2 separate regions of the Homo sapiens genome follow, and region 2 is linked to region 1. A link is a loop called in an ENCODE intact Hi-C map of the cell type or tissue named here. Cell type or tissue: IMR-90. All regions are shown on one strand. Links, peaks and the distances in the headings refer to the core of each region. The heading gives the core; the rest is flanking DNA. Region 1 overlaps IRAG1 (inositol 1,4,5-triphosphate receptor associated 1). Region 2 overlaps RNF141 (ring finger protein 141).

Region 1 (15,931 bases), core at 3,160-11,159:
AATCTACACTAAGGAAATAATCTAAAATGCAGATAATTGGTAAATTTCATATTCAGAAAGAAACATGTTATTTTTAAAAAATGTATATCACCTTCCTTGAAATCAGGGATATTTTATTTACTGCAGTCTTCAAAACCCCAGGCATAGACAAAGATTGCAGAGGTTGTATAAAGGCTTAAGACACAAACACTATTAGGGAACAGTCATAGAGTATCTTATGGAAACACCTGCTGAGTGGTTACGGCCACTCTGCCTAGCCCAAGCTGAGGTATAGCTTGGAAGAACAACTGGAGTGGAAACAAATATCAGAAAAACACGTACAGCTATCGTTGACCTTTCCTACGGTAAGCGTTTTCTCATCCTCCTAGAGTGAATGTGGGACTCTGTGGTGTATTCTCCTCGGAAGTCTGCTTTCTTCTGTCATAGCACTGGCTACACTGCCTTGACTTCCCAAAGGTTGGGAGCTCCTTTGGGTCTGTGACTGTGTGCCCTTTACCTCTATATTCCAGTATTATATAGGGCAAACCAAAGGTACTCAATAAATGTCTGTAGAATGAACGAATGAGACTCATGGGTAACTGCTCATCCTATAAATCTTAGGTAAGGTGGTTTGCAGGAGGCCTTGTGCAGCAATAAATGCAGGAGTCCACGCATTAGGATTCCTTTGGCGGCAACTTCCTCAGCTTCCAACACTGACGGAAAATGGTTAGAGGCCTAGGTGCATGTGGGTCAGGAGCCTTGCTGACAGATCCAAAGCTGACAGTCTGGAGCATGTGTGCATGCTGCCTTTGGACTCTGGGACATGTCACTGATATTCTCCAGGAAACTTGTGAAACCTCCTGTTTATAAAGGTTTCTCCATCTGTTATACTTTCTGTACTTTCCCTTCTGCAGCTCTTGGTAACACGGATGTTTGCATTCCACAGGGATTCCTGTTGCTAAAAGGTCTGTTTTCTCCTGCTAGCCACCCTCATCAGCCAGAGTTCAAACCCTGACAGTGCCCATGGAGAGATCTGGTCCAAGGCACCAACCTCTTCCTGCTGGACTGAGAAAGAGCCTCCTACTGTGTCTCTCTTTACCTCAGCTTTTGCACACCTCCAATATATTGTCCACTGAAGTCAGAATAATCTAAAAATAAAGGCTGATTACCTCATGTGGTATAAACTTACCAATGACTCCCCGTTGCCTAGAGGCTCAAATTGCTAGCATGGCCTGGCGTGTGGCCCTGGTCAACCAAGTCTCACTTCCACACCCTGACACTGCCACTATGACAAACTGTTTGTTTCATCTTGTTTTCACCCCCAACCTCCACACCTTTGTCCATGCTGGTTTCTCCACTTGGGATGTGTCTTCCTCTATTGACTGGAGAACTCCTATTTTTACTTTAAAACACCAACAAGATACCATCCCTCTTTGAAGGCTTCTTTGTCTCCCTTCAAGCAGAATCAGGTGGGCCCTCCCCCGTGCTCCTATAGCAATTCGTATAGAACTTCTAAACAAGAGTATTTCTTTGAAACTTCTGTCTTACCCATGAGTCTGCTGTTTTTCTCCGTAACATCTCCTTCAGCCAGACTCTCACTCCACCCTAACTGCCCAGGTTTCACCCCTCACCTGGACTGTTGCAAGAACATCTTCATGGGGTTTTCTATCCCTGCTTTGTCCCAGTAATGTAACTGCCACACCACAGTTAAAGGGAATCTTCTTAAACTACATATATGATCAAGTCATTTTCTTGATTAAAATCATTGGCTGGATCCCTAATGCTTTCCAGAATAAAGCCCAAATTCCTTAGCATGTGCTGCCTAAAAGGGGATCCCAAAGCACACGGACTGACAGGGTCTAGGGTCACTCTCAGACCCTGTAAGTCCAAGAGCTCTTGTAGCCCATGGGCTTTGTATCCATGGTCAGCCACTGTGATTTATTGCTTTGGGAGTTAGGAAGTCACTTTGGAAAGGCTCATGTTTCCTGGTTCCAGACTGCCCTGCCAGGCCCACTGAAGCAGCTGCTGGGAGGCCCCTGTGGGCAGCACTAGACAGGAGTGCTGCTCAACTGGAAATAAGTCCTGGGGCTGTTCTGACAGCTCTAATCCTAGCCAAGAGCTCTTGGAAGTCCACCTTGTAGGGCCAAGATGGGGCAGGAGCCTAGGTCCTTACCAGAGGGGCCACAGCTGCGGCTTGAATTCTGATTTGCAAGCTTTTTAAACTCCATGAGCTCCGCATGGTCCTTCTCATACGTCCTCTTTAGATTCTCCACATACTGCATCATCACTTCCGTTGCTTTCGACATGCGCTTTTCCTGCGGGGAAGGAGCGCATGAGTGCATGAGGCCATTGGAGGAAAGGCTCCGTTGGCACTTATTTGCTCTGACCTAGGGTCTGGGCTAGGAGAATCAAAAGGATACAGGGACAAGACTCTGCCCTCTGAAGAGTTTGCTGTCTGCCATGTGAGCTGAGAGGTGGACTCAGCACCTGCGCTTAGGGAGAATGAGAAAAGCACAGCCACCACACTGCAGGAGATGACAGGCAGAGGAGAGTTGTTTCTGCTTGCAGAGAACGGGTCAGGGGAGGCTTCATGGAGAGGGAATGCAGTGGATGTAGGATGTGAGCAGCATCTGGGCCCATAGACAAGGGCAGGAGGGACACAGCGTTCAGGCCAGGGAACTCCAAGAGGAGTCTAGAGGCAGGGAAGCACAGGGCTTATATGTAGATGAGGTTTTATCCTCTGAATAAGAGTCCTCTGGAGAGTGAAGAAAGGCACGACGACAAATTATGCTGGGACAATCGACATAATAAACCAGGGCTGTCCAGAAAGCCCAGACACTGCAGGTCCTCCTACCTATGTAGGGATCAGCAAGCAGTTGGGTCTATTTGTAAGTCTGGGTTGTGAAGGACCTCGAATGCTAGACAAAGGAATTTGAACTTATTCTGAAGGAAAAGGGAAGCCATTGAATATCTCCCTTAAAGTAAGAGAGTAATATAATCAGGTCATAGGTAGAGATGGGACTCAAGGGAGTGAGACTGGTGGCAGTGAGGGCAGCAGGTAAAAACAGGATGAAGCCTGACCTGGCCCAGTGGAGCCAGAGAGGAAGGCAAAGACTGAGACATAGCAGCCAAGACGAGGGAGCCATTTGGAGAAGGGAGCAGATGGCGTGAGTGACAGGTGGGCTGAGGCACAAGTTTGGGAAGCCTGCACACAATGAGAACAATTTCTCTCTGCTCATACCCCAGTTAGATCCCTCAGAGGATCTAGCTCAGGCCCTGCCTGGCCACAGAGGGACACACCCAGTGGCTTCGCAGGAACAGGTCCCACAGTCATGCGTGGCTGAGACCAGCTACTTCCCTAGAGTCCTCCCGTGTTGCTGCTCCCAGCTGGAGTGACTTCCTGGGCACCACTGCTGAGTCAGATGTCCTTGTCCTGAAGGACACAGGGTGGGATGGCCCAGCGACAGGTCTTTCTTTTATTTAATAGGAACTGCTCAGGGCTGCACCACCCCAGGAACCTCCTCTCATGTAACCAGAGCAGCAGGACATAGATTCATGTCATAGCAACATAATAACAACATCCAAATGCTTTACAAGTACGGCAGCAACCCTCTATGGCAGATACTGTGACCATCCTCATTTTATACTTGAAAAGACTGAAGCAGAGAAACCTCAGTAAGGGGCCCAAGGTCACACAGCGAATGAAGGTTGGAGCCAGGATTAGAACTCGGGCAATGTGCTCCTGCTACAACATGGGGGGCCGGGGCGGGGCTCTGTATGCTTCAGGACTTCAAAGTGGCCAAGAGAGAGCCAGACCTGGGCCTGTGCCCCGCTCCGCCACTAACGCTTTTACTTTCTGAGACTCTGCATCTTCATCTGGGAGACAGGATATTTATAGGGTTGCTGGGTGGATTTAATGAGACAAAGCAGGTTTTCCTAAAGTATGTTTTGTCAAATACTAGCTCCATGGGAGTTGAACAGGTATTTTTTGAGAAAAATAAAATGGAGAGCTGTGGGGGGAATTCTTCAGTTAAATACGTTTGGGAACTATGTAGGTAAAGTGAACCAGCCTTCTCCACCACAGGAGTTACCAAAGCCTTGATTAGGCCAATGTGTTAGAAATTTCCAAGAAAGAAAGATAGTATGCAGTAGTCCCCAAACTTGTGCGTCCACAGAAACCTTTTTCCACAAAGCACCTTGAGGGTTCAGTGATCTGCCAAAAATACTCTGAATAATACTGCAATGATGTGCATAGGATGCCTGGCCCAGAGGAAGCCACCTCTAAGTGGTATCTGTAGTTGCCGCTGCTTGGGTGATTGCTCTACTTTACGTAGGTGGAACAGAGTTGGCAAGACCGGGGGCTGGAGAGACTCACCTGGCGGACGGCGCCTACCACCTCAGCTCGGCTGGAGAGGCGGGCAGCCAGGCGGTGCAGGACAGCGATGTCCTCCAGCAACTTCTGGTAGGTTTCCCGGTGCTCACAGTGGTGCCAGAGTGAAGCTGAGGACTGAACAGGAGTAGGAGCATCACCTGGGGTCCTCAAATAATGTTATGGACTAAATCAGCAGTCCCCAACCTTTTCGGCCTCAGGGACTGGTTTGGAAGACAATTTTTCCACAAACCTGGTGGGGGCGATGGTTTGGGGATGAAACTCTTCCACCTCTGATCATTAGATTCTTATAAGGAGGGTACAACCTAGATCCTTCGCATGCACAGTTTACAATAGGGTTCGTGACCCTATGGGAATCGAATGCTGCTGCTGATCTGACAGGCGGCGGAGCTCAGGAGGTCATGCTCTCAGGCAGCTCACCTCCTACTGTGCAGCCTGGTTCCTAACAGGCCATGGTTTGGTACCGGTTTGCGGCCTGGCCCAGGGGATGCGGACCACTGGGCTAAATGTCTGTGCCCCCCACAAAGTCATCTGCTGACTTTTGGGGGGACATATCCTAACTCCTCAATGTGATAGTGAAGTGGGGCCTGGGCGAGGTGATTAGGTGAGGAGAGTGGAGCCCCACGAATGGAATTAGTGCTCTTATAAAAGGGACCCCAGAGAGTTCTGTTCTCTTTCCACCATGTAAGATATAATGGAAAGGTGGTAGTCTGCAAGCCAGAGATGGCCCTCACCAGAACCCGACCATGCTGGTGCCCTGATCTTGGCCTTCCAGCCTCCAGAACTATGAGAAATAAATGTTTGCCATTTAAGCCACCCAGTCTAAGGCCCTTTGTTACAGCAATTCAAACTGACTAAGACACACACCAAGCCTAGACTCAGCTCTCATGAAAGCAGCTCTGGGCCCCATCCAGGCTGAGAGAAGTGGCCTCTGCAGGGCCTGGGCCACAGTTTCTTCTGGTGCTTGGAGAAGCCCAATGTGAACACGCTATCCCTGGCGCCTGAAAGTAGGAGTCACACCCAGGCCACCCTGCCCCCTTCTGAGAAGCTCCCAAGGCTTTGGAGGACCTGTCCACAGCCCTGAGGGAACCAGGCCTTTGGGATCTCTGCCTCAGTTCCCCCCAACTCTCTGAGGAACACTGTCAGAGTCTTGGCTCAATTTTTCACTTCAGGAGACTATACTTGGTACCTGAGAGAAGCATGACACCCTGTATGGCCCTTGGGGACAGTCTCTGCTCCAGGGATTCCTCACATCAGGCTCCACAATTACCGTAATGGAAGCTTTGAAGTTTTCCAGTTCTTTCTCAGTGTTCTCCTCTGTCAGGTTGCGTTCCCTTTCAGCCTGGTTAATTCTAGATTCCAGAGTGTAGCTGTCATTTCTAAAGGCCAAGGACAGTTGCACAAACACGTTCTGTTGGGAACAAGGGTGTGAGAGAGGTGCTGGGAGGAGTTACTGCAGAGGACAAGGCTGCAGCTGTGCTCCTTGCACGAGCGTTTTGCAACGGCCCCTGGAACAGCCGCCAAAGCACCAAAGCAGCCATGTGCAAGGGAAACGCTCACTTCACAGGAAACCACAAAAAAGATGGTAAAGCAGGGACCAAGGTCCACGCTAGGCCCTTCCCAGAACCGGAGGTCCAAATGTATTCTACCAAAAAATAAGAAGAGAATAACACTTTGCTTTTTCCTGAATTTTAAGAAAATAACATCCTGTATCTGGGTTTAGATAAACTCAGGCCAGTACAGCTAATTGTGTAAGCATCTGGATTTATGCTGGGATTTATTGCATGAGGGGTTTTGGAGATTTTGCAGGAAAATACTGTATTGAAAGAAACTCCATGTGAGATTTAAGCATTGTTGACGTAAAGCAAACTTCAATCAGCATCTAGCCCGAGTATTCCAAATCCTGTATTGATAGAAGCTTTAAGTAGCTGCCAGGAGATTAAATAAGGCCAGGTATGATTCTGTTCGGTTAAGCTTTCTGGAATAAATAAATGTTTCATGCTAAAATTGCAGCCTGCATGAACAGACTTTGAAAAGATAATATTGGTCATACATGGAATTCCCAGAACAGTAGGAAACTACTAGGGAGAAGAAATAGACAGATGGACCTCACTCAGGAAGGAAGCAATGGTCTTCAATTTTACAGCCATCATCTGCCCTGAGTGGTAGCAGATTTATACCCTGCAGGGTTAGTAACCACAGGGGCTTCTGAAGTTCATGTAACATGGCCCATGGAAGGCAGTCATCTCCAGAAGAATTGAAGGTACAGAATTGACCCAATGATGATGATGAAGGCAATATTGAAAACTACTCCTTATTGAGCATCTACTATATGCCAGCACTGCTTTTCATTCTACAAATTCATGTAATCTCACAATAACCCTCTGGGGTGGGAACTGTTATACCTGTTTATGGGTAAAGAGGCCAAGACCAGAACGGTCATTAACTTGTTCAAGGTGACACGGAGTAACGGAGCCAGGATTTAACCTCAGACTGTCTGATTTGAAAGCCTGTTTTATTTCCACCATGCCGAGAGCTGTGTCCATATACATCTGCGGTCAGCATTTGGACATTAAACAAACCGCCCATGGCCCATCTTCACAAATGTCAGTGGGTAGGCTTAGAGCTCATAGCCCAGTGATAGAAATTTTCTGCCTTACCCGGCCTTGGTCAAGTCTATGAATAATGCTCAATGCTTAATTTTCTATACCTTGATTATCCCCTTAACAGCAGTGTGACACAATGAGTTCTGAATTCAGTGAGAACACTTGGATCTAGGTCTTGGTTTTGCCAACTACAGTATCTAGAAACTTGGTGTGGTTATTTACTCACTCAGTTTTCTCCTTTGTGCTGATTCCTGCTCCACCTGCTTTTCAGAGCTGCTGGTTAGGATCAGCTGAAAGGATGGCTATGCGTGTGTTATAGACTGCAAGTGCAATGCCTGTGTGCAAGTTATAGATACTACCTGTGGTAGATACTTCATACTGTCTGTCTTCCTCTGCTTATCTGGTCCACATCAGCAGTTCTCATTGTCTCACCTCTGATAAGTTCTCTTTGTCCGCTACAGAATGAAATGCAGATTCCCCTCAGCTCACTCACAACCCCGCTGGGACAAGGAGGCCCCAGTGAGGAAACCGGAAGGCTGGATTGCTGACAGCACAGCTTCCCGGCTCCGCTGAGCTGGCATTCTTGTAGCTGAAACCCTGAGGAGGCCAGCCCCCTTTCCCACTAAACTAAAGCTTAGAACTTGAAATCTGACCATTTTTCAGTAATTTTGAAATAAATTTGATTCAATTCTGCAGCCTCCCAGCTGGTTTTGTGTATCTAAGTCGTACATTTAAAGAATATAAACAATCCTTACAGGAATGTAAAATTTCCAACTACCTTCTCCCTTTTGCCCAAATTTGTCAAAATCTTCCATGAACGGACGTGGGAATGGGGATCTCATGGTTCAAGAGGGCTGGTCATGAATGTTCACATTACCCCACAGTCACTCTTTCTCATTTTTGTCTAAAAATGTCAGAGCTAGAGTCTGGAGGAAGAAATGTTTTGAATAAGCCCAGTCAAGCACGGGCACTAAATTTCATAACACACTTGAGTCACTTACCTCAACTTCCTTTTCAGTGAGTGGAGGGGCACTGTGAAAAAGAAAACACACAATTGAACTGTGTGCAACCTAGTCAATAGACCCAAAGGTGACTCTGAATGACCAGCAGACCATGTGTTTCCAGGGGTGGAGTAAGCTGTGTTGGTGAGAAGGAAAAGATGCAATGTCCCCTTGCCTGTGCTCTGTCACCTGTGAGATACTGACTCTTACGGCACCATGACTATCTCTGTGACTTTGGACAAGTTATTTAATCTCTCTAAGCCCCAGCGTGCTCATCTGCAAAATGGGAATCATATCACCTACCTTGCAGAGGTATTATAAGCACTATATGTACTCATGTATGTATGTGTATGTGTTTGTATGCATAAATATATGGCATCCACACTCAGTGGGCTCTCGGGAAATGTGACCTTGAACTCATAGCCTTGCTGTGAGAAATAAGAAAATGCATGTGATAAGGACTTTATAACTCATACACATCTAAGTTGCCATTATAATTGTTCTGGGGATATCCACCCAGGTCTGCAAAGCCTCACCCTCCTCTGTCTCTGAGGGCTGTGACAAAGGTGCATGCGGGCCAGAGAATAAATGGTAGGAGAGAGTGACCAGGGTTCTTCTCCACAGCAAGAACTTCTGATGGCTAGAATCACAGAGTGGCAAGAAAGCCCCAGCCGACACAGAGGCATCCTTTTGAGCAGCTCCTCGTCTGTGGCGTTCCCACAGCCAGGGCTCTCCAGCTATAGGCAGTCCCTGCATCTGCATGTCCACTCGATGCTGCTGTGGCTGCTGCTCTTGCTGGTAACTAAAGCTGGCCCCATCTGAAGTCCACACAATGTAAATAATGCACAGGCCCTTTCCTGTGCTGGGGCGGGGAGGCCTGGGAGGGGTCCTACCAGCGTCACAGAACTTGGCAACAGAGCATGCCATCAATAAGCTTCTCAGGAAACACAGCTTCCTCTCTTGAACGGGTGTGAAGGGACCCCAAGAGCAAAGGTAGGGGTCAGCCATCTCTGCAGGGGGCTGGTTCTCACCCCTAGGGAATGATATGAGTGCCTTCCTGTCAGGATGAGAAGACCCCATGGCCATGAAGTCAGCGGAGTCCAGAACACGGGACAAACAGCTGCAGGGATGTTTGACACTTACAGTCCTTGTCACAACCCCACCCATCAGGCCCTTGCCTTAACTGTCATCTACAGCATACACATATGATTTAAATGATTTGGCAAAACTTGCCAAGTTTGTTTCTGACTCCTGGGTTTGTTGGGATATTATGTGAAATGCACATATTTTCATAAATTATAAACCAAACATTTTTCTATTTCAATGACTCACATTCTGCTTTTTTGCTGTAGAACACACCCACCTTATTTTTATTTTATTTATTTATTTTTGGGGACAGGGTCTCGCTCTGCTGCCCAGGCTGGAGTGCAGTGGCAGGATCACTGCAGAGGTGGCTTACTACAGCCTTGAACTCCTGGGTTCAAGCAATCCTCCTGCCTCAGCCACCAGAGTAGCTGGGACTATGGGTGCATGCCACTATACCTGGCTAATTTTTTATTTTTATTTTTTGTAGAAACAGAGTTTCACTCTGTTGTCCAGGCTGGTCTTAAACTCTTGGCCTCAAGTGATCCTCTTGCCTTGAGCCTACAAAGTGCTAGGATTACAGGTGTATGAGCCACCACACCCAGTTAGAACATACCCACCTTAAAAAAAAAGTGGGGGTCTGGGGGGAAACTCTGAGGACTCAGAGAAGTATGATTTAGGCAGAGAAGCCACATGGTATGTCTGGTGTCTGATGCAGATAACTGTGCCTTACAAATGGGCATAGGTACCCGGGGGCAGAGCTGTGAGCCTCTAAAAGGACACAGCATCTTTTTTAAGTGACTATTTGTATATCTTCTCTGAAGAAATGTCTATTTAAATCCTTTCCCCATTTTGAAAAATTGGTTATTTATCTTTTTATTGAGTGTAAGCCTTCTTTATATGCTCTAGAAACAAGTTCCTTTTCAGATAAGTGATTTGCAAATATTTCATTCTGTGGGTTGCCTTTCACTTTCTTGACACTGTTTGCAGCACAGAAGTTTTTATTTTGAGGAAGTACTATTTATTTTTAAAATCTTGTCTCTTGTGTTTTTGGTGCCATATCTAAAAAACCCAAAGACATGAAGATTTACTTATATTTTTTCTTTGAAGAGTCTTATAGTGTTCTCTCTGACATTTAGGTCTATGATCCATTATGAGTTAATTTGTGTGTTTTGTGTGAGGTAGGGGTCCAACTTCACTCTTTTGTATGTGGCTATCCAGTTGTCCCAGCACCGTTTGTTAAAATTACAATTTTTTTCCTCTGTAAATCTTACCAAAACCCTTGCATGAGTGGCTTTTTGTCATTTGTTATTTGCACATCTCAAATTATTACTTTATCACAGAGGCCTTTCCTTGACCTCCTACCCAATGCCCCACTCTCATGTCATTCTCTAGATGTGCCCTATTTTATGGTCTTTCTACCAACTTTACTCTTTCAAATCATTCATTTGGTTACTTAAATGTTATTTGTGCTTTGGGAGGCCGAGGTAGAAGGATCACTTGAGGCCAGGAGTTCAAGATTATCTTGGGCAACATAGCAAGACCCTATCTCTACAAAAAAATATTTGAAAACTTAACTAGTCATGGGTAAATGGTGTATCTGGGATTGAAACCCATGTCTCCTGGCTCAAAGCCCATTCTCTGCTGCCATGAGCTTCTGGTGACCCTTATGCCTTCATGAACTGTGCTCACCTAAGAACCCCACCTGGCCTTTGAGTTGAAAACACCCAGCCTGGCCTTTCATTATTCTTTTTGTTTCGAATGCATTATCCCTATCTAGACAATTGGACTTTGGCCCTTCTGGGTTCAAGAATTAAGACTGGTGTTCCTCTGTGTCCCACCTAGAATCCAACACAGGGGCCACTCGGTACAGGGCCTTCTGTAACCCACATCCTGATTTTACCTTCCAGGGAGACTCCTGTGGACCCGCAGTTTGCGCAGCAGCACATCAGAAATATTAGGCATGACATCTAAGCCACTCTTTGACTCTTCTTCCTCAATAGCTGGGGAGAGTTCAGAAGGAAGCCCTGAAAAAAAAGTGCTTACTTATAAAATGTCTCTTTGAAATCACAGTAGTACTGTTGGCAGCTAGCTTCAGGAGCTTTGACATTTATAAGTATCTAGTTCTATGTTAAGGGCTTTTTAATTGTTATCTTACATTATTCTCACAATGAGCTAGAACTTAGTCATCCCATTTCACATGTAGATAAGCCAAGGCTCAGCAAGGTTAAGTCACTTGCTCAAGATTACAGAACTAGCAAATGACATGGCCAGACCTCAAGGTCTACCTGCTTCAAATGTTATGTTCTTCCCTTTGCTTCCCACAGTATTAAGCTGGCAATTGGAAGCTGGTTGGCTCTTTGGCTATAATGTTTGGGAAAAAAACCTGCTCCTTGGCAGGCTTCTCAGGAGACCTGTTGTTCAATTATTCCTCCTCGGATAAATTAAAATGTTCTATATTATGTATCCTACTTAGAAATTAACATCTGATTCCATACCCCATAGATAAGAGATTTTCCAGAGTAAACCTAAGGTTGCTAGATCTTTTACAGATCTCAGAAACATAAATGCCTCCTAGTCAACAGAGACAATGAACAGCTTTTTGTTTTTTAAACTTCTAAAACTATCTTGGGTCTGTGCTTTGAAGACAGAATGAACAAACCAAGTATTCTCTTTTCCATAAATCTTTCTCCTGTTTGAAAACAGCTCCTGTGCCTCTCTAAAGCTTCTCTTCTCCAGACTCTAGCTCCATTTTTCCAACAAGCTCACTGTGCTCCACTGTGGCCCATGGTCTCTAGATACCATCCCATTCCTGCACACATTCTGGTTTGTTGCTGTTACAGAGGCCCAGATGTTCTCTAACAAGATCTTAGCACAGGAAGACTTTGGTAAATGTCCCTGGCATTGATGTTTGTTATTCATGCAGCATAGATTTTGTGTGCCTGACTACGGGCTTACAGTACACTTAGCATTAAGCAAAACTCTCAACCTCTTTAGTTGACCCAAATCAGTTATCCTCATCCTGTATAATGGTTACTTTCCATTTGCATGTAGAACTTCATATTTATCCATGTTTTACTCTTTCTCCTGGATTTTAACCTGGTAGCTTTCCAATCTGCTCAATCATTTTCCAGGATCCTAGGCTAGGCTAGAGACCAGGACTATAGGCATAGTTGTAGCCACCTGAAGAGTTAAGACTGGGAATCATGTGAATAGAAAGAAGTCTCACCAAAGGAGACCATGAAGAGACAAGAGGCTATCTAGTTTGGCTCAAGGTAAAATATGTTTAAATACTTTGAGCTTGCCAGTAAGAGAATGGTAGGCATGGATTCCTTGGTACTCAAGGTAGCCAAGTAAGCTGGAGGATCATCTGTCAGAGATGGGTCAGTCAGCAATTCTTCTTTGGATATGAGATTCAACTAGAAGTTCTCTTAGCTACCTGTTACCTCTCTGGTTCTGTCCTGGTATTTATAGCTCTCTGACAAGGTTTCTGTGGTAAACCTTGTGTCACCCCTGGCATCATTCTACCTTTATGTATGTATCCCTACCACACTCAACAGAGAGTCAACTGAGTAGCAAGCTCCTGAGATATCTATAGGATGATCGAAACATATGAGGTCTAATAATCAAGTGAAATGCATATCAGGGTTTTTGCCTAGAAAAGTTTCCCAAAATGGTGCTTGAAGAGTAATGCCAGAATTGGTGGATTCTAGGAACCAACCACCTTCCTCCTGAATTCAACCAAATTAACAACAAAAAATTTCAGAACAAATAAAAAATACACAAGAAACTCTAAGATACAAGAAAAGGCAATAGTCTTTAAAAATAGTGACTAGAGAAAGAATAAAAATTACTAGGAATAAATGTAGAGCTTCCACCCATGATAACCCTTTCTTCTTCTCCAAAGAATCAGTACTGAAAGGAAGATGGGAGAGAAAAAATTCTTACAAAGAGTTCAATACCACAGAATAGAGAGGGAAAGGGATGGAGGGGGCAAGTAGGCAGTTGTCAGAGGAGATTCAGAAAGTTTCCCTAGAATAGAAGGTTCTCCATTCCATCTTACCAGCATTTCGAAGAGAGAAAAAACTGCCTGGGCTGCCTGCCATTTTGCTTTTCTTACTGATGAGAAGAAGAGAGGAAAGGCAGAATGATCGCACAGAACACAGAGTGGATTTTCTTGAATGATATGAAGGGATTTACAAGGAAGGAAGACTAACGGTAAAGTAAATAAAACACGTCCCTCTGAAGGAGTGAATGGCAGGAGACACATGGAAAGCCCCAACCACCATGTTCTCCCCCGACTCCTGAAAAACAGTGGCTAAACTCCTTGGATTTGCCGTTTTTTCCTTCCTTTCTTAGCAGAGGAGTAGCCGTTGGGAAGCATTGGGTCAAGTCTGGAAAATAAACCTACGGACAGCTTGTCTCTACAATTCCAACCTAAATTGGTGAAACAATCTGAAACCCACTACTAACCACCTCCAAAGGAATAAGATATGCCCCCGATTTGGTATAACAAACTCACGTTTTGGACTATGAACAGAGTTACGGAAAAAGAGAAGAAACCAATTCTACAAACAGCTCTATCTTAACTTCCCCTTTTCCCCACCACCTAAGCAGTAACAAAACAAACACAAAATATACAATCCTCAACTAAAGCACTAAAGGGAAGGCTAAGAGATCCCAGCTAAGGTAGGAAGGAGTCAACAAAAACTAACCTACAATACAATATATCTAGGGAAAGGGAATCAAGGTAGAAATATACAAATCAGAAAAAAATAAAAGGAAAACAGATGGCATGGCAACTATACAAAAATACTATAGACAAAAGAGGAAGGAAGGTAGAAAGGAAGGAAAAGGGAAATGTGCAAGAGACAGATGTCAGGATGGAAACATAGTTGCAAGAAACACATCAAAAAATGCAAAAGTATGCTTCTGTGCAAAATATATACCATAAATACTTTGACTCTAGAAAAAATAACCTGAAAAAAAATTAAGAAATTAGAGTTGGGATGAGAAGATCATGCAAAGATGGAAGATGATTGCTATTTAAGGAAACAAATTAAAGACCAAAATAAAAGGACTAATCAAGAAATTGGGAAATATACAACCAACCAATTTATTGGAAAAATGAAGGAATAAAGCAGATATAGCTTCAAGCTGAATTAGAGGAGGGTGGTAGAGATTGAGTAATCATAACGAATGCAAAGAAGGAAAGAAAGATTGAAGTATATGGAGATAAAATAATGGACCTGGAGTTGAGACTCTGATGACCCATCTATGCATTATGTTGTCTCCGAAGCAGTGAACAAAACAAATGGAACAAAGGACATATTCAAAGATATAACAGAAGAAAAATGTTCCTCACTTGAGGGGAAAGTTGAACCCTTCAGGTTGACAGACCGCATCATGTTAAAAAATATATTTAAATGCTTCATACAAAAAAAAAAAAAAAAACCCAGACATCTACATGGGAAAGTGAAGATTAAGAGGTGCTGGAAATCAGCTGGTCCCAGCTTTCTCCATAACTTTAAATACAGGGGAGCAACATCTACGCAGTTCCAAGGAAAACAGTCAACCAAGAATTTTGTAACCACACAAGCTGTCCTTCAAGAAAAGACAAAATTTTCAAATGTGATAGAACTCAGGGAACACAGCACCTCTGAACTCTTTCAGGAAAATTGTTGGAAAACAAAATCCAGCTAAACAAGACATAAATCGAATAAATTTGGGAAAGGGACCAGTGGTGAACATGAAATCTTTTTACATTTAAGTCTAAGGCTAAATAACTGTGGAAACCATGGTTACAGAATATGGAATGTAAATGTTATAACCTTAATGATGTACAAAGAAGAATTCAAGATGTGTAGAGGTAGAAATGGAAATGTAGGAAGAAATGTGAAGGTGGGAAGATATTCGGCCATTCTCATCTTTTCCTGCAGGAAGTCAGTAGGTACCATTGTAGTGACTACATGTTCTTATCTTCCGTATTCTTGATGTTCTGTCACTTGGTGCCTTAATCCTGGAGTGACAGCCCCTCTCAAGGCTAGCTAATTCCTAGAAACAACTCTCCTTCAAGTGTGTCTTTGAAATACAAACCAGCCAATCCAGAACCCACACCTGTAAACATCACCTTTATCAAATTCTCACGCACCAAGCCAATACTCCCCCTAAATCACCCCAGGGCCAGTACCTGACAACTACGGGCCACCCTATAGCCTAGGTCCTGCCAAAATTATTCAAACTAGCCAACCCTAAACATACTGAGGATACCTACCCTGCCTCTACCTTTCCTTTCCAAGAAAACCCCAGTAAAGGCTTGGGGCCATCTCTCCCCTCACCACTTCTGCCTTCTGACCCACCCTAGCCCTTCCCCAAGGGGCTCTGTATGATGTGCCACACATCCTGCTATTAGGGATCTGTGAGTATAAACCTATTCCTTCATGAGAATCATTTGTGGGTCTCTGTGTCATACCATACCTGATTAAAACAAATGCCAGGTCCAAAGTTTAGATTAAATTTAAAACCTATAATGCAAAAAAACTACCTCATAATTTATAGATTTCATGCCATCCCCATCAAGCTACCAATGACTTTCTTCACAGAATTGGAAAAAATACTTTAAAGTTCATGTGGAACCGAAAAAGAGCCTGCATTGCCAAGACAATCCTAAGCCAAAAGAACAAAGCTGGAGGCATCATGCTGTCTGACTTCAAACTATACTACAAGGCTACAGTAACCAAAACAGCATGGTACTGGTACCAAAACAGAGATATAGACCAATGGAACAGAACAAAGCCCTCAGAAATAATACCACACATCTACAACCATCTGATCTTTGACAAACCTGACAAAAACAAGAAATGGGGAAAGGA
Region 2 (15,931 bases), core at 2,653-10,652, 77 kb before region 1:
AGAGAATATAACTGAATCTGTACAGAGTGAAAGAATATTCTGAAGGCTGGACTTTAAAAGTGAGAAGCAGAGGACTACAAAGAAGAGCATTGTGGAGAGAGATAAAAGAATGGGAGATACAGAAATAGCCAGTGGAACCAGTACAAAGTTCTCTTAACTTTTTGCTACCTTCTTAGCAGCACAGTGACCAGAAGGAAGGAGAGTCTTGTGCTGTTTGTTCCTGTTAGATCACCTGTAGATTGGAATATTTGGTTCTATGCCTCATACTCTGAAAGGCACACATACTGACAGAGAAAAGACCATCTGGGAAAGCCTCCAGTATGTAGACGAGACCCACATAAACAAAGGCCAAAGGAACTGGGGGTGTTTATCCTTGAGAACAGAAGGTTCAGTGAGAATTTGATGACTGTTTTCAAATATTTGAAAGGCTGGAAAAGAGAACAGATTTGTTTGGAGGAATTCCAGAGGGCACAGCCATTGAAAACAATAAATAGAATATAGTAACAATAATAATGACAGTTAACTCTTATAGACAAATTATTATGTGTCAAGCACTGTTCTGAGCATCTTATGTCTTTTAATTCTCTCAAAAATCCTATAAAGCATATACTACAGTTATCAACCTCTGTTAGAAGATGAGGAAACTGAGGAAACAGTTTGATTTGTCAAAAAAATCACACAGGAGTGGAGCCAGGATTTGAACACAGGCAACTTGCTGCTAGAGTCTGTGCCGTGCTGCCTCAAGAAAGATTTTGGCTACTCTGAGGAAAATGAAGCAATAGGAAAAACTTCATAGTGATTAGAGCCATCTGAGTATGAAAAGGCTTGCTTTTTTCAGGCAGTGAGTCTCACATAACTGCAGGTGTTACTTGTACTTGCAAGTCGGACTTGGCAAAATGTGGGTAAGCAGAGTCTTGCTATTCAAAGTGTTATCTGAGGATCAGCAGCATTGGCCCCACCTGGGAGCTTGACAGACTCTCAGGCTCCTCCTCAAAACCACTGAGTAATAAATTTTCAGAAGCTCTGTGTGCAAGATCTTTATGCACCATAAAGTAATAGGTTAGAGCACAGCTGTACTGCCAGACAGGCCTGAATGTGAGTCTTGGCTAGAACAATTTCTAATCATGACACTTACTTAGCTAAATCTCAGATTCTTTGGCTGAAATGGGCCGATAATTGTACTCCCATATGGGGTTGTGAGAATTTAATGAGTTTATACATGTACAACACTCATCACAATTCTATACCCTGTAAGTAATCAATAAATGTAAAACATCAATGGAATTATGCATCAGATGTAAAGTTCAACTACATAAATATCCCTTAAGACCTCCTTCAATTTAGAAAGTCTCTTTCTGTGAACTAGTGTATAAGGGTATTATTATAAACTGAAAAAACACACAAAAACAAGAAGCACCCCTAACAAGCTAATCAGGAACTGAATTTCCAGTTTTGAGGGCACATGAAAAGGGATAACACCTTTACCTTCTTCATTAAGAAGACTGTAACAAGAAAAAAACAATACTTTCTTTTCATGTGCTACCATACAGCTTAAATACATTGGCAAACACCATCCTCAGCTTTTAAAACAATTAAACAAAACAACAACCACTATTCTGGAGAGAAGAAAAGCAGAAAAATCAGATCCATCTTTGAAAGATTACAGAATACAGGAAAGACAAGCCTAAACACTGCCTACCATGTTCTAAAAGTCACTTGGCCTATCAGTAACACTTGTATAGACCAAACCTAGAAAACCAAGTAATTCTATTAAAGATAATTGGGAAATAATAAATGGAAAATACAGTTTAACTGTAACATAGTGCTTGAAAACCAGTTGGTTAAGAATGAACCAGAAAATGCAACTGTAAATAGAGCAGTAAAAAAAAAGAAACCACTGGCCGGGCATGGTGGCTCATGCCTGTAATCCCAGCACTCTGGGAGGCCGAGGAGGGCAGGATCATGAGGTTGGGAAATGGAGACCGTCCTGGCTAACACGGTGAAACCCCGTCTCTACTAAAAATACAAAAAATTAGCCGGGCGTGGTGGCGGGCGCCTGTAGTCCCAGCTACTTGGGAGGCTGAGGCAGGAGAATGGCGTGAACCCGGGAGGCAGAGCTTGCAGTGAGCCGAGATCGCGCCTGGGCGACAGAGCAAGACTCCGCCTCAATTAAAAAAAAAAAAATCACTGTTAAGTACATTCTTAACTTTAAGGTAAAGGACACGGTGAATATAGATTTCTGCTATCTACCCAGTATGACAGTAAGACAGGATGTCAACATGTTTGGACCCATGTAAATCTTTTTCCAATGAGATATTTACAAATTTAAATTATGATCATGATTGTCAAATGTCAAGAAGTGGGAACTTTCATGTGCCAAAAGCATAACAGAGAAGGAAAAGAAAGTTTAGATAGAACAATAATGTATTAGGCCTGGGTAAACAAACATCATCAGAGAAAACTCTGGCTGACTTCATTTCCTTCTGGTAACTAAGTATATGCATTCGGTTCCTTCCTGAATGGACTGCCAAGTCCTGAAGCCAATATATAAAATTTTAATGCTTCAATTAGACATTTTTTAAAAAAAGTGGGATGATTTTGCCAAATTCTTTGACCTAATTCCCTAAAAAGCTTTGACTGTCTAAGAACCTAAATACCTATTATAAGGAAGGTGTTAACTATCTCCTTTGTCAATAAATGCATGCATATAGAGCGGATTCCTGGAGACCAGTGTGACAGAAACATTAATATTAAAGTGGCCCTGCCAAGCCACTTTAATTTAGCACTGTAACAACATCCGAAGCACAGAATAACCCCAAAACTGATCTCAGATACAATACCAACTGAGAAAAAAAAAAGATTTAAGATGCTACAATGAGCAACAGCAAAAATATTAATAGATTTCAGTTGTTTTCATATTAGAAAATAAGTGAAATACAATACTTATGCATTATATACCTTCCCATCCAAAGACTAGCCTGACAAGATGTTACAGAGGATGAGTTTTCATCAGGTTCTTCAGAGGTGGAGCTCTGTGCCAATACTCCTGCTGCTTGACTTGTGATATCTTTATAAAGTTGAATAAACTGGTATAAATTCATGATCCGTGATGCCTCCACAATGCCACTGCTTTTGTTAATCTAAAAATACAAAGAACATGAAAAAGAAAAGTTGATCATTTCTCTGACCAATTTTTCCCAAAAAGGGGGAACAAATATTTAGTCAAACATCCTAGGAAATAGGAGTTTTCAGGATTTGCAAATTACATAAGAAAGCAAGAGTCTGAATAAATGAGTAATACCATGTCCCCTACACTTGTGGGGTTCAAACTTCTTATACAAATTTACCTCATTTAACACACAAAATCACCCTGTAAGATTAATTAGGCATTATGCTGTTGATGGGTAAGGTGACTTTCTCAGAGTTAAGAAATAAATTTTAGAGATCAGTATTAACAATTCTTTCACTTTAATTTCTTAAAGAATTTCTTAACCACAGGATTCATTTGACTCCAACAACCGCATGAGATTCTACAACTCAAACAAGTACTTTCTTAAATATCTTTAAGTTCTATTTTGTACCAAAACTTCTAAACTAAAGCAAGAAAATTACTTTAAAATAAATCCTAACAAAAGGTGGTTGGACTTTTCCCAGAAGGCCATTTTGAGCTTTATCAAAAAACTCGTTTAATATGAGGTGAAACCAGTGGCCCAAAGGTTGTACCTTTACAGGTTGTACCTCTCCCCCATCCAGTTTACAATCTAATGTAGAAGATACTTGGGGCAAGCAGAGGAGATTGCTTTCACAAGCTTTGGGGAGCCATGGAGTGAGGCATAATGAAATGACCGAGGCCAGTAAGGTGAAGGTATAATGTTCTTGGATGAAGAACTTGAAATCAGAGAAAGATTAGAGACATGAAAGACTTCCTTTCAGCACAAGACATAGGATGGAAGACTGGGGAAGAAGTAAGCCATGAAATCTATTAAGTGCATATCAGAGTAAGAACAAGCAAAATCAGAAAATATTTAGAAAGAAATGAAGAATATAGGGAGAGAGACAAAGACACAGGGCCATAAAATTGTGACTTTAGGTTCTGGAATGTATTGATGGAACTAGGGGTATCAGAAAATGAGGTAGATTACATATTTTAAAATATTATTATACATTTGAATATTGTAAATGAAAATAATAGTTGTAACACGTTTATTAATTGCTTACTATTTGAAAAGGCAGGGAAAAAAATACTGAGACTCAAGAATGAGTCATGCGGCCAGGCACGGTGGCTCATGCTTGTAATCCCAGCACTTTGGGAGGCCGAGGTGGGCAGATCATGAGGTCAGGAGATTGAGACCATCCTGGCTAACACGGTGAAACCCCATCTCTACTAAAAGTACAAAAAATTAGCTGAGCATGGTGGCACACGCCTATAGTCCCAGCTACTTGGGAAGCTGAGGCAGGAGAATCACTTGAACCAGGAGGCGGAGGTTGCAGTGAGCCGAGATGGCGCCACTGCACTCCAGCCTGGGCGACAGAGCAAGACTACGTCTCAAAAAAAAAAAAAAAGAATGAGTCATATACCATACTAAGAAATTTTAGAACCATCTCTAATAATCAGAAAGTTGATTAAATTTTGGGAAGGTAAAATCTATCTGGAGATGCAAATATACAAGGTTCTTTGTACTAAAAGACTGTACATGAGGTAGAGAATAAACAGAATTAAAAAGTAACAGGAATTTAACAGGCTTACAAAATAGATCTTCAGAGCTGAGGAAACGGGTAGTCCTTTGGAACTGCATAGTACAGAAGAAATTATGGAATAATCCATATAAGGTCAGTACAGAAATAGCAAAGTGTATCACACTGTAACTATTCTCATCATAGGATTCCTGAAACAAGTATTTATTGAGTACCATTATGTGGATGTTATTGGTACTATGTGCACTGCTCTAGGCACTAGCCACAGTGTGTATAAAACAAAATCCCTGCCCTCAAGCAAGTTACATGATAGGTAGGAGAGACAGGCAAATAAAATACAGATACAGATTAGGTTAGATGAAAATAAGTGTAATGGAGAAGATGAAACAGGGGAGAAGGAACGCTGAGGGGTTACAGGGAAGGCCTTACAGAGAAGTTGACATTTAAGAACTGAAAGGTGCAGAAATGAGTCATATAGATGTCTAGGGGGAAGATCATTCCAGGCTGAGACAACAGGAAATACAAAGGCTGTTTAATAGAGGTGTACCTGGCAAGGAGCACAGAGAGTCTCACAAGAAGCCCAGAGTGTTTGGAACAGAGTGACAGACGGACAGAGGAAGGAGTGGTAGATAGACGGTGAGGTGGGAATAGAATATATAGGACTTTGCTGATTTCAGTAATAACTGTAGCTTTGATTCCAAGTGCATGAGAAGTCACGGGGGGGGGTTTTGAGCCAAGGAGTAATATGATCTAATTTACATTTCAAATTGTGATGTGGAATAGGCTGGTTGTTGTGCTTGGAATAGACTGCTTGTTGTGCTGAGAATAGACAGAAGCAGGGCAAGAGAAGCAGGGAGATCAGTTAGGAGGCTACTGGAATAATCCTGGTGATAGAGGATGGTCACTAGGAATAGGGTGGTAGTAGCGTAGATGGTGAGAGCTAGCCAGATTCTGAATACATTTTGATGTGACAGGACTCACTTACAGATTGTCAGGTGTGAGAGACAAAGAAAAGCCAAGAATGACTCTAAGAAGTTGGTCTAAGAAAAAAGAAGGATGAAATAATATAATTCATGTAGTTCTTAACAGCCACCTTAGTACCTAGTTTTTAATTAATCTCTTATTTTTCTAATATTATTTCCATAAAATATTCCATTTAAACATAATTTAGATCATTTTTTATAGTGGATTAAATATTATTTAAGGATAATCATAGCAGATGGCAGAGAGTCAAGAAAAAGACTTAATGTAAATACAGAGGGTTAAAGTACAATTTTTTTAAAGTTGTTTAACATTAAGAAATGTGAAACTCTCAATCTCCTATCAGTTTTTCATGGTGGACTTGACCTCTTTCTAACATAAACACTGACCTCTCAGATTCTTTCAGAAAGAACCTAAGGAATGCAAATAAAAAAATTTCTTTAGAGTAGCTCTAAAATCAAGAAAAATCACATGAAAAAATATCTAATTGCCTGTGCCTTTAGTACTTTTGTTTCTCTACTTAGAATCTTATTTTAAGGAAGATGTTTAATCACATACAGATGTTAGACATATTGAGGCAAAAAGGAATTTGACTACTAATAAAATTAAACCTTAAGTCTGTATTTGTCAAAGAGCAACAAAAAACGAAGGGATGAAAAGCCTGATATATTCGTATTCCCTTAGCTTTCTACAATTTATATTGGCCTCTTCAATGTGAGCTGAGTACTTTATGAAATAAAAATGAACATTAAGTGTAATTTAGATAATATACTGTGTCAATAAACAAGGAAAGCTTCAACCTATCCCAGTCATTTAAAAAGAGAGTATTATTTCAACAGATTTTTTTTGTTCACTTAATATATACTGAGTTCCTACTATGTGTAAAGCACCGTATTACAGCCTGTAAGAGATACAATAATGAATCTAGACATAGTTCCTGCCCTCAGGAGCTTACTCTCTAAAGGGGAGCTAAGAACCTAAACAACTTTTTTCGTAATGCAGTATTATAAAGTATAAATAATGTGCTGTTGGAATCTGGAAGAGACAAGAGAACTCCTATTCAGGAAGACTTAATGGATGAGATGGTATTTGAGGTGGACCTTTAAAGAGACATCAGGTTTAGAGATGCAGAAATAAAAGGTGTGGCAGAAACTACTGGCTGATTATCCAAATACCATTCCTTCTTTTCATTGCCAGCAGAACCTTATTTTGTTTTTGTGTCCACCATTCCCTGAAATGATGCAGGAGTCAATCCTGGTTAGTCTAATCTAAACCAATCATGCTAATCATATTCCCTCTGTCAGTGTAGGTGTATGAAGGGGATATGACCCAATACTGACCAGTGAGTTCAGAAGTGACATCTGCTGGGTCTTTAATTTAACCAATCCTGCAGTTAGTCTATAGAGTTAGGATTTCTTGATAAGTGAGAAAATAAGTATTGTTTTTGTTTAAACTGGTTTAACAGGAATTTTCCGTGACTTCCTAATGGAAGGAATGGACATCCTAGTTGAGAAAACACAATAAGCAGAAGCACTGAACTGGAAAAGAAAAGTAACAATGATACAGTCTTAAGTTAGTTAAGCCTGATAAGAATGCAGAGCAAAAGAAGGTCATTGTGACTAATGCAGAAAAGATAGTTTGGAGTCATATTGTAGGAGTTGGGACTATTTGGTAGGCAAGAAGGAATTACTGAGGAATTTTAAGCAAGGCAGTAATCTGATGCGAGTTGTGCTTTAGAAAGGTTAATCTCACAGCAGCATAAATTAGAATTTGGAGAAGAGTCTAGAAGTATAGAGATTAATACAAAATCTGTGATAATCTGGATCAGAAGAGAGAGATCAGTCTGCTTGAGAGCATGAAATCTGTCTTATTTATCATATATTCCTAATGCCTCTCACACTTGTGCTCAAATGTTTATCTGAATAAACTGGAAGCAAAACACAGTATGGGTAAAACTGACAATCTACTGAGGAAATAAGGCATATTATTTGGGTAACCTCCAGGGTCCGTGACTCAAAGGAAAAATCTCCTAACCCAGGGAATCTTTATGGGTCAGTCGGGAATGAACTTCAGAGCGCTCATGAATGCCCAATTTATGGTTTATATGCATATGGATGATTTTGTTCTTTGTTTTAGAGCCGGGGTGGGGATAGGAGGTGGCCTAATAAAATTCATGCCTTCATTTAATCAAAAGGTTTGTAGCCTCAAAAAGTTAAGAACTTTCTATCTGAATCTACTCAGTGGTGGTTGAGGCTTTCTAATACTCAATGACAGCTGGCAAAAAATCTATCCCATAACTAAAAATTACTAAAAAACAAAAAAACTCTTTCAATGGATCTTTTTTCTTTTTAATGAATGAATGTATTCTTAAAAGAAATGATCTCAAGATAACATTAATTTTTAAGGTATCATCTTAGAGCTAAATAGGATGTCACCTTAGCATTCCACAGCCAGCTAAAAACCCAAAAACAGAGATAGAAGATTAGTATGATGTAATGGTTAGAGATATTGAGGCAAAAAAGAATTTGATTATAAAAACCCCTGCTGTATAGCAATTAGACAACTGTAAGATTCAAACAGCTAGTTAGAAGGCAATAACAGTAACAAAACTATGTTTTACAAAACCACCGAGTTATTAAAATGTATATGCATTATATTATCTTACAGTATTAAATATAGTTCTAGCCACCAAAATAGCTTAAGCTCAGAGGTAGAAGTCTCCATCAGTCTCACCTTGGTACAGACCACCCGTACAACCACTTTCCAAAAAGCAGAGGAATCAGACCCAGGTTGTACCTCAAAGAGAAGATGTTTTTCCTGGCCAGAAGCCACTTTAGCCGTTCTGAAAAGAGACAAGAACATGTTAATTTTATGAAAAATCATATATTAATAAAATAATACAGCCATGAAACTAGATTCAAGAAACAATTTCAGAGAAGGAAATATGAAGAAACACAAAAAGACAAATAATAATGATTATAATAACTGGATTCTTAAAACAGGGATAGAGAATATTTTGAACATAAACATGCAACTTAATTTCTAAGGTTTTTAAAGTCAACAGCTTGGTGGCATGATATTTATAAATCTCTCTTTGTCACACCTATATCTCAATGGTCTTTAAATTTCTAACAAAGACATTTAGGAAAAACAAGTCTTAGAAATCAGGGACTTAAAAAAAAGGTTGGCCAGGGCAGTGGCTCACACCTGTAATCCCAGCACTTTGGGAGGCCAAGGCAGGCAGATCACGAGGTCAGGAGTTCGAGTCCAGCCTGACCAACATGGTGAAACCCCGTCTCTACTAAAAATACAAAAATTAGCCGGGCGTGGTGGCGTACACCTGTAATCCCAGCTACTCAGGAGGCTGAGGCAGGAGCATTGCTTGAACACGGGAGGTGAAGGTTGTAGTGAGCCAAGATCACGCCATTGCACTCCAGCCTGGGCGACAGAGTGAGACTCAGTCTCAAAAAAAAAAAAAAGGTTAGCTAGTGTCATTTATCAAAATTTTTTGACTGTTGCCTCAGACGTATATAAAGCATGAAAAACATCTTGCTCTTGGTTCAGTCCTTGTTCAAACAATGATACTAACAAACCTCTTGAAAATTTTTGTTCAGATAATTTGGGGCTACATCAAGTAAAACAAATGATTTGAGACACTTTATATATAGCTCTACTGTCCTCCCCTAGCAGAGTAATTTTAATTTAGAGAGCTAAAGGATTTAAACATAAAAATGTATCACTTCTAGAAGATAATTCAATATCATGCTATCAACATTAATTTAAATCAGTTCGAAGACATGCTTAAGTATTGCAGTTCCCTTTTATCATTACTAACAACTCTCTCTGAGCACCAGTGGGGATATCACACTCAACTAACAGCTAAATAAAATGAGGCCATCGAAAGTTAAGCAACTAGCCTTAGGAAACAAAGTCTTCGGTGAAAATAATTCAGCCGTGCCAGTTTCCAGCTCTGTTTTCTAGCTGCCAAGCTTCGTCCTGTATAGGTTTAATTCTACAGTTCTCGGAGATCACTGCACGTCTGAAATGCCAATTCTGACCCATGGAAATTGGTTTTAAGAATCAAATCCAGTCAGAAATATCCTGTGCTAAATAAATAAAAGGAAGACCTCTGTATCACACAGTAAGCTTAGTTTGTGGATGGTTTTATAGGGTACATTTTATCTAATACCTGTATCTTTATGCTAAAGGGCAAAACTTCATACAATAGACAGGGTTTATGAATATAAATTCCAAGACTCTAAAGGAATGGTAAATGTCATTGATTACTGCTCATAAGAGTTGAAAATATAAACATAACAAAGCATTCCACTCTTATGTTACTAAATTCAGAATCCTATTTTTAAAATTCTTTAAGAATATAATCCCAGAATTAATGCTTTGCACACTACCCTTTGGATAATTTTTAAAAATAAGTAAAATGCTAGAGTTTTTAAAACCAATGACTATATTTTTATCATAAAAATACATAAATACACACAGTAAAATGTAAAATCTCCCTCTCTGCCCCCTTTTCCCACCATCTCCCAACCGAGAGACAAGCACTGGGAATAGTTTAGTTCATTTTCTACACACACACACACACACACACACACACACACACACACACACCCCACAACTATATACAGCTTTTTGTTTTATATTGTTTTGTTTTAATGAATGAAATCCAATCTTCTTAAAAGAAACCATCTTCTAAGATAACTTTTAAGACAGTCTTTATTCTTCCCAATAAAGACAGTATGTCTTCACATAAAGACAGTATATCAAGCTTATCTAATATGTTACAGATTGCTAAGCATGTCTCTTATCACCTAACACCATGGTTGTAATGCCTACGGAGTGGGTTCATATATCTTACCTTAAACTATTAATAGTGACTACAGTACTGTAAGTTTATATACTAAGTGGTCCTGAACTGCTAGTCGATTTCATTCAGCCTTTTTAGGGTTTAAGGAGAGGTAATATGGGATAACAGGAAAACTGAGATTCAGAGAGGTGGACATGCCATTAATACCTGCGTAATCAACTTGGCCCTCAGTTAAAAGGTCCAATCCTTAGCAGAGGGCCTTGCACATACTATGTGCTTAGTGAATGTTAGCTAAGTTGAAGAGACTAAACAGAGAACCTTTAAGATCTCATTTAAGAGGTGACTCCACAGGTTCTAATTATACTCCCAGGGGTTAGAAGATATACATAAATAAAGGTAGATGTGGATGTTGCTAGAGGCAGATTTAAAAGAAAGATATGACATCTGCCCAATTGTCACCAAGGGAGAAAATAAATAGCAAAAAAGTCATATTTTAAAAGCACAGTGGTCTGGGGGCATTCAGGAACAAAGAGCCCTATATATTTTCATAGCTTCTACATAGATCAATACCAAAATTGATAAATAAATTAACAAATAGAAGACTAAGTTGTATTAGGTGTACTCTTTAAGAAGGCAGAGAAATTTATATTTCATTTTAGAAATTTAGTCAAAGAGTTAAGTAGAAATTTAAAGGTGTTAATTAATTAGAAAATATGAATAAATGAAATATATTATTTCTCAGTGATGAAAATAAGCTATTACTACATATGTATTCCTCTAGCAAAATGATGACACAGTAAAAAAAAGTATATATATATATGCATGTGTGTGTCTATATACACACACACATGAATGAATTGCTTCATGTACAGAAACCTTCTCAGTGTTACCTTTGACTATCCTAGGAGTCTTTCTCTAGAGTGGCTAATTCTCATATTCCATTTTGTTATGCACCCCTTTAGTGCTTTCAAACAAGAGTCTATTGGTATAAAATTGAGATGCTGGGATGTACTACTGTATCCTAGAATTGCTTCAATATGCCTGTGCTGTGTTCCAAGTTCCATTTTAAGTTCTTTCCATATCTTCTGTCCCCATTACATACTTTTAAAAAGCTACATAGAAAGTCAACTTATAATAGATACTCAATAAGTATTTGTTAATGCTAACTGAAAACATTAAGTCTTACCAATCAACACCTCTGGTTATATCTTACACAGCCATGACATATGGGGCATACATACAACAAGGGGAAAAACGAAAAACAAAAAGAGCAAGCCTTACACATCATTAAGCTCAGCTACTCTCCCAAGAAATTCTTCATAAGTTAAGGAGCCACTCTCTCGAACCAACGTAACATGTTTTGCTACTTTTTCTGGTAACTTGTTAATAACCAACTGTGTCTGATCCGAAATTTGCTGTCCCATGATGAAAAGATGTCTTTCAAAATCCAGAGTGTTGCTTCACATAGTTTCTGTCAAATATACAGAAAAGTTACTTTTACATATTATACAAAAACGGCAATATACTCATTCTTCAAAAACATAAAGAAAAACTAGGGATACCTTTAAGTGAGAGTTGAGTAGACCTACATGAGTCTAAGGTAGAATTTAAATGACTCTGTTTTCAGATTCACATAGCTAAATGAGAAAACAGGATTCACTTATATATTATTGGGAGGGTGATGAACCTCTAATTCTTATAATTTTACCAAGTCAAAAACCACTAAAGCACATGTGCATGTGTACACACACACACACACACACACACACGCATTCAAGTAATTGTATTTAAGAGGAAGTTTGTCTACCTTCTATAATTTTCCTAAGAACATTTCCTGACTGCTTACCACATGTCAGGCTCCAAACTGTTTTCCGTATATTATGTCAATTACTTCTTACAACAATCCTAAGAGGTAGACAATATTACACCCCTACCTATTTCCCATAGACAGGGAAACTGAGCTAGGTGATTTATCTAAAGTTACACAGCTGTAAGTGGTGAAAGTGAACTCTGAATTTGTTTTTCAGATTCTAGTACTTACATTCTTATCCACTATGACATACTGGCTCACAATATATTTACATCAGCTAAATAATTTTTTGTTGAATTACTTTATTTATAGATGTGTACCTTAGTTTTAATTTTTAAAAATATATAAAAAGACTTGTGGCTTGAAAAACCTAAGAAAATTAAAATGTTAGATATTTTAACCACCTCACATTTTCTGCCTGGAAAAAGATAGCTCTTTTGTTCATTAACTCTTTTAGGTACCCCCAAAATATATATCTAATTATCAAGTTTTTAAATGCCCCCAAAATCAGATGCCCCCCCAAGAAATTCTATTTTATTTATCCATCAAAGACTATCATTTTATTTCATCCAAATTAACAACCATATCACATAAAGCAGGTGAAACAGTAATACTCTTATAGAAAAAGTTTTGGTAGGAAGATTGCTTTATCATTAATCAAAAAATAAAGCTATAAATTTAAAATATATATAACTTTATGAAGTTAGTAACCCCAAAATATGTAAAATTTCCTTTAGGTATTAAAATTTAATGTACTGTATTTGAAGTTAATTCCTTTAGTTACCTAAAATAGGAAAAGGACAATTGTAATTTAAAAAAAAAACAAAAAACAACAGTTTTGAATCTGAGCCTACTTGGTAATAATAAATATCACATTATAGAGATAAATGAAAGGAAGTTGTTGAGGAAGATCCAGGCCAAAAAAAAAAAAAAAAATCCCTGAAGTCAAATTATATGTAAATATAGCCAAGTGGATTTACAGCAACTGTATCCAAGAAGAAACAATTAAAGATCTTAGCTTAGAAGAGGTCTCTAGGGCAGTCAACAACAGTGATTGCTGAATTTCAAAGACTAGTAAAATCTCAAAGCACCATGGTGTTGGATACTTCTTTTAATTCTAAGCAAGGACAGTTTCCAAAAATAAACAAAAATTCCCCAAAACTTAACAAAAATCTCAAAAAGAACTTATAACCTGAAAAGTAGGATATAATATTAGAAAAAAAGTCTTTCCCAAGAAGGGCAGTAACTTCACAATGAGGTATACCACATATTTACCAGGTATACTACACATTGTCCTTATTTTTCTTGATCGAATCCAAACTTATGAAAACATCATCAGAAGCCAAGGGTTGCAGACTGGTATTAGGGAGCCACTGTGTTACAGGACTTTTTTAAAATTAAATTCAACAAGTAGCACGTGCCTGGTGCTTATGTTCTGGAGATAAAACAGTGAACAAAAGAAACATGGTTCTTGCCACTGTGGAGCATCCAATACAGTGGAGAAGAGACAGTAACCACACAAATAAATGTATAATTACAAAATGAGAAGTGCTAGGTGAACAAGTACAGGTGCTGTGAAAGCCTATAAAAGGGGGACTTGACCTAGTTTTGTATCAGGGAAGAAGTCCCTGGGCAAACAACATTTTACTTGAGGTCAGAATGGTCAGAGTTAGGGATTAAAAAAAAAGTAGGGAAATGGCAAAAGGAGGACACTCCAGGCAGAGGTTATGAAAAGTGCCTGAGACAGGAAGCAGCACGGTGACTTTGAGGTAATTTTTAAAAAGGCCACAAGGACTAAAGCAGAGAGGCAAAGGGAGAGGGAAACTGGCACCAAGAGTTGGGCTGTTTAACATTTTTGTTGATGACCTGAAGACTGTATGCCTGCCCAATCTGCGGATGACCAAAACTGGAATAAATGAATATTATCTAGTGAATAATAGGATCAAGACTAAAACAGACACTTACATGCTATTTAATATGACTAAAAGTTATATCCTGAAGAGCCAACTGCACAAAAACACATATGTAAGATGTGCTCAAAAGCAGTTAAAATACAGAAGGTCTGGGTTTTTGTTTTTGTGTTTTTTAAAGAGATGGAGTCTCTTTAAACAAACAGAGTTTGTTGCCCAGTCTGGTAACAAACTCCTGGGCTCAAGCAATCCTCCCGCCTCGGCCTCCCAGGCCGAGGATTACAGGCATGAGCTGCCGCACCCGGCCAAGTCTGGGGTTTTTAATCAAAATAAGTCAACAGTATAACGGGGGCAACAAGTATGCTAAAATAATCCTAAACTCTTGCTAGAAGCAGGTATCTTGAGCAAGCAGCCTACTAGTCCATTATGCTTTGCAATGGTTAGGCCACACTGAAAAGTCTGTATTCAGCTCTAAGCAGTTGGCTTTAAAGGATACTAATAAATTAGAACATATTCATGGGCATAGAAAAAAAAAGAGGTTTATTCTAGATAGTCATAGTTTGGTAACAATGAAGCAATATAAGTTTGTTTAAATATCTGAGGAGCTGTCATGTGGAAAAACAAGATTCATTTACAGAGAATGGGATGGCCACTAAGTATAGTAAGTATAAATTAGAAAGGCAGATTTCAGTTGATGATAAGCATGTCGCACCATCCAGAAGTGGAAATGGCTGCTACATGTGAGCTCCCTCTCATTGGAAGTATGGAAGTGTTTAGGTAAAGATTAGAAGTACATCTAATAAGTGTTACAGGGATTTTTACCTGGGTGGGAAGTGGAGTAGGTGACCTTTAACCTAACATTTTATTCCCAAAATGAAACTGAACCTTCCTCTAACATTCCTGTACCAATTTAATGAAAATGTAATTAAGATTCTAGTCAACCAGGCTGAAAACTTTGAATAATATCTACATTACTTAACAAAGAAAAAAACTGAACTTTTGAAATATATAGTCTCAATATTTAATATAAATACCTATGATAATTTAACCAACGTGGTATAGGGGAGATAGAATTTCTCTCCCTCTGCTCTCTGAGGTCTCCAGCTGGGCCCAAGAATTAAACTAACCTAAGACAGATTAACAGGAGAAAAACACACAAATTTTATTTAGTAATTTTTATACATACACAGGAGCCCTCAAGAAAAATAAGGACTAAAAAAAGTAATTAAGGCCAAAAGCTTACATAGTAGATTGGACAAAGGAGAAGTAAACTGTGAAAACATGACAAGACACAAGGGTTTGGGCTGGGCCAGTTAATCACAGAAAAGTGACTAGGAAGATAAGGGTTACTTTAAGAAGGCTTCTTTGAACACATTTCTCTCAGCTTTGATTGCCCACTTCTAGTAATGATAATGTCTTCCTCCTGGCATAGAGAGGACATCTTTCACATGGCTGTTTTATCTCCAGCCTTCAGGAAGAATTAGGAGGGTCAGTGGGCACTTCTTACATCTGCTGCTTTTCAATGTGCTTTTAACTCAAAATAATCCTTATGCCAAAGTGGCGTATTTTGCTACCCTACATTACCCACCAAAACCATATTTCAAAAGAAGAGTTAGTTGCTTATTTATTGAGTTATTAATAGAAAATGATCCCCTTTGTTTCAGCATTGTTTTCATCTGCTGCCCTAACTTTGAGTAAAGTTTATAATTT

Evidence for each region. Hi-C counts contacts between places; a loop is a spot of excess contacts. Peaks named below come from ENCODE experiments on the same cell type or tissue, not always from the same donor. Only the 100,000 strongest peaks of a DNase experiment are listed, where the experiment ranks them.
Region 2: it touches region 1 in a loop (4-fold over the local background); 2 of 110 quality-filtered maps call a loop at or near these places.

What each region holds. Positions count from the first base shown.
Region 1 is chr11:10,598,766-10,614,696 of GRCh38, forward strand. It overlaps IRAG1 (inositol 1,4,5-triphosphate receptor associated 1), which reads right to left. Exons shown (of 21, transcript NM_130385.4): 11 at 10,963-11,086; 12 at 7,977-8,007; 13 at 5,640-5,780; 14 at 4,355-4,486; 15 at 2,153-2,294. IRAG1-AS1 (IRAG1 antisense RNA 1) reads left to right here. Exons shown (of 4, transcript NR_046375.1): 4 at 926-1,167. Among named protein-coding and RNA genes, the nearest start is that of LYVE1, 38 kb to the left of the region's middle. RefSeq lists enhancers at 7,357-7,651, 7,377-7,671. In IMR-90, for the core only: no CTCF peak of the experiment used is centred there; DNase peaks (open chromatin) are centred at 7,536 and 7,896; H3K27ac peaks cover 4,983 bases.
Region 2 is chr11:10,522,234-10,538,164 of GRCh38, forward strand. RNF141 (ring finger protein 141) reads right to left here. Exons shown (of 6, transcript NM_016422.4): 2 at 11,783-11,972; 3 at 8,410-8,518; 4 at 2,959-3,140. The coding sequence starts at 11,925. Among named protein-coding and RNA genes, the nearest start is that of RNF141, 11 kb to the right of the region's middle. RefSeq lists an enhancer at 5,062-5,121. In IMR-90, for the core only: no CTCF peak of the experiment used is centred there; DNase peaks (open chromatin) are centred at 5,448, 6,048 and 7,288; H3K27ac peaks cover 3,728 bases.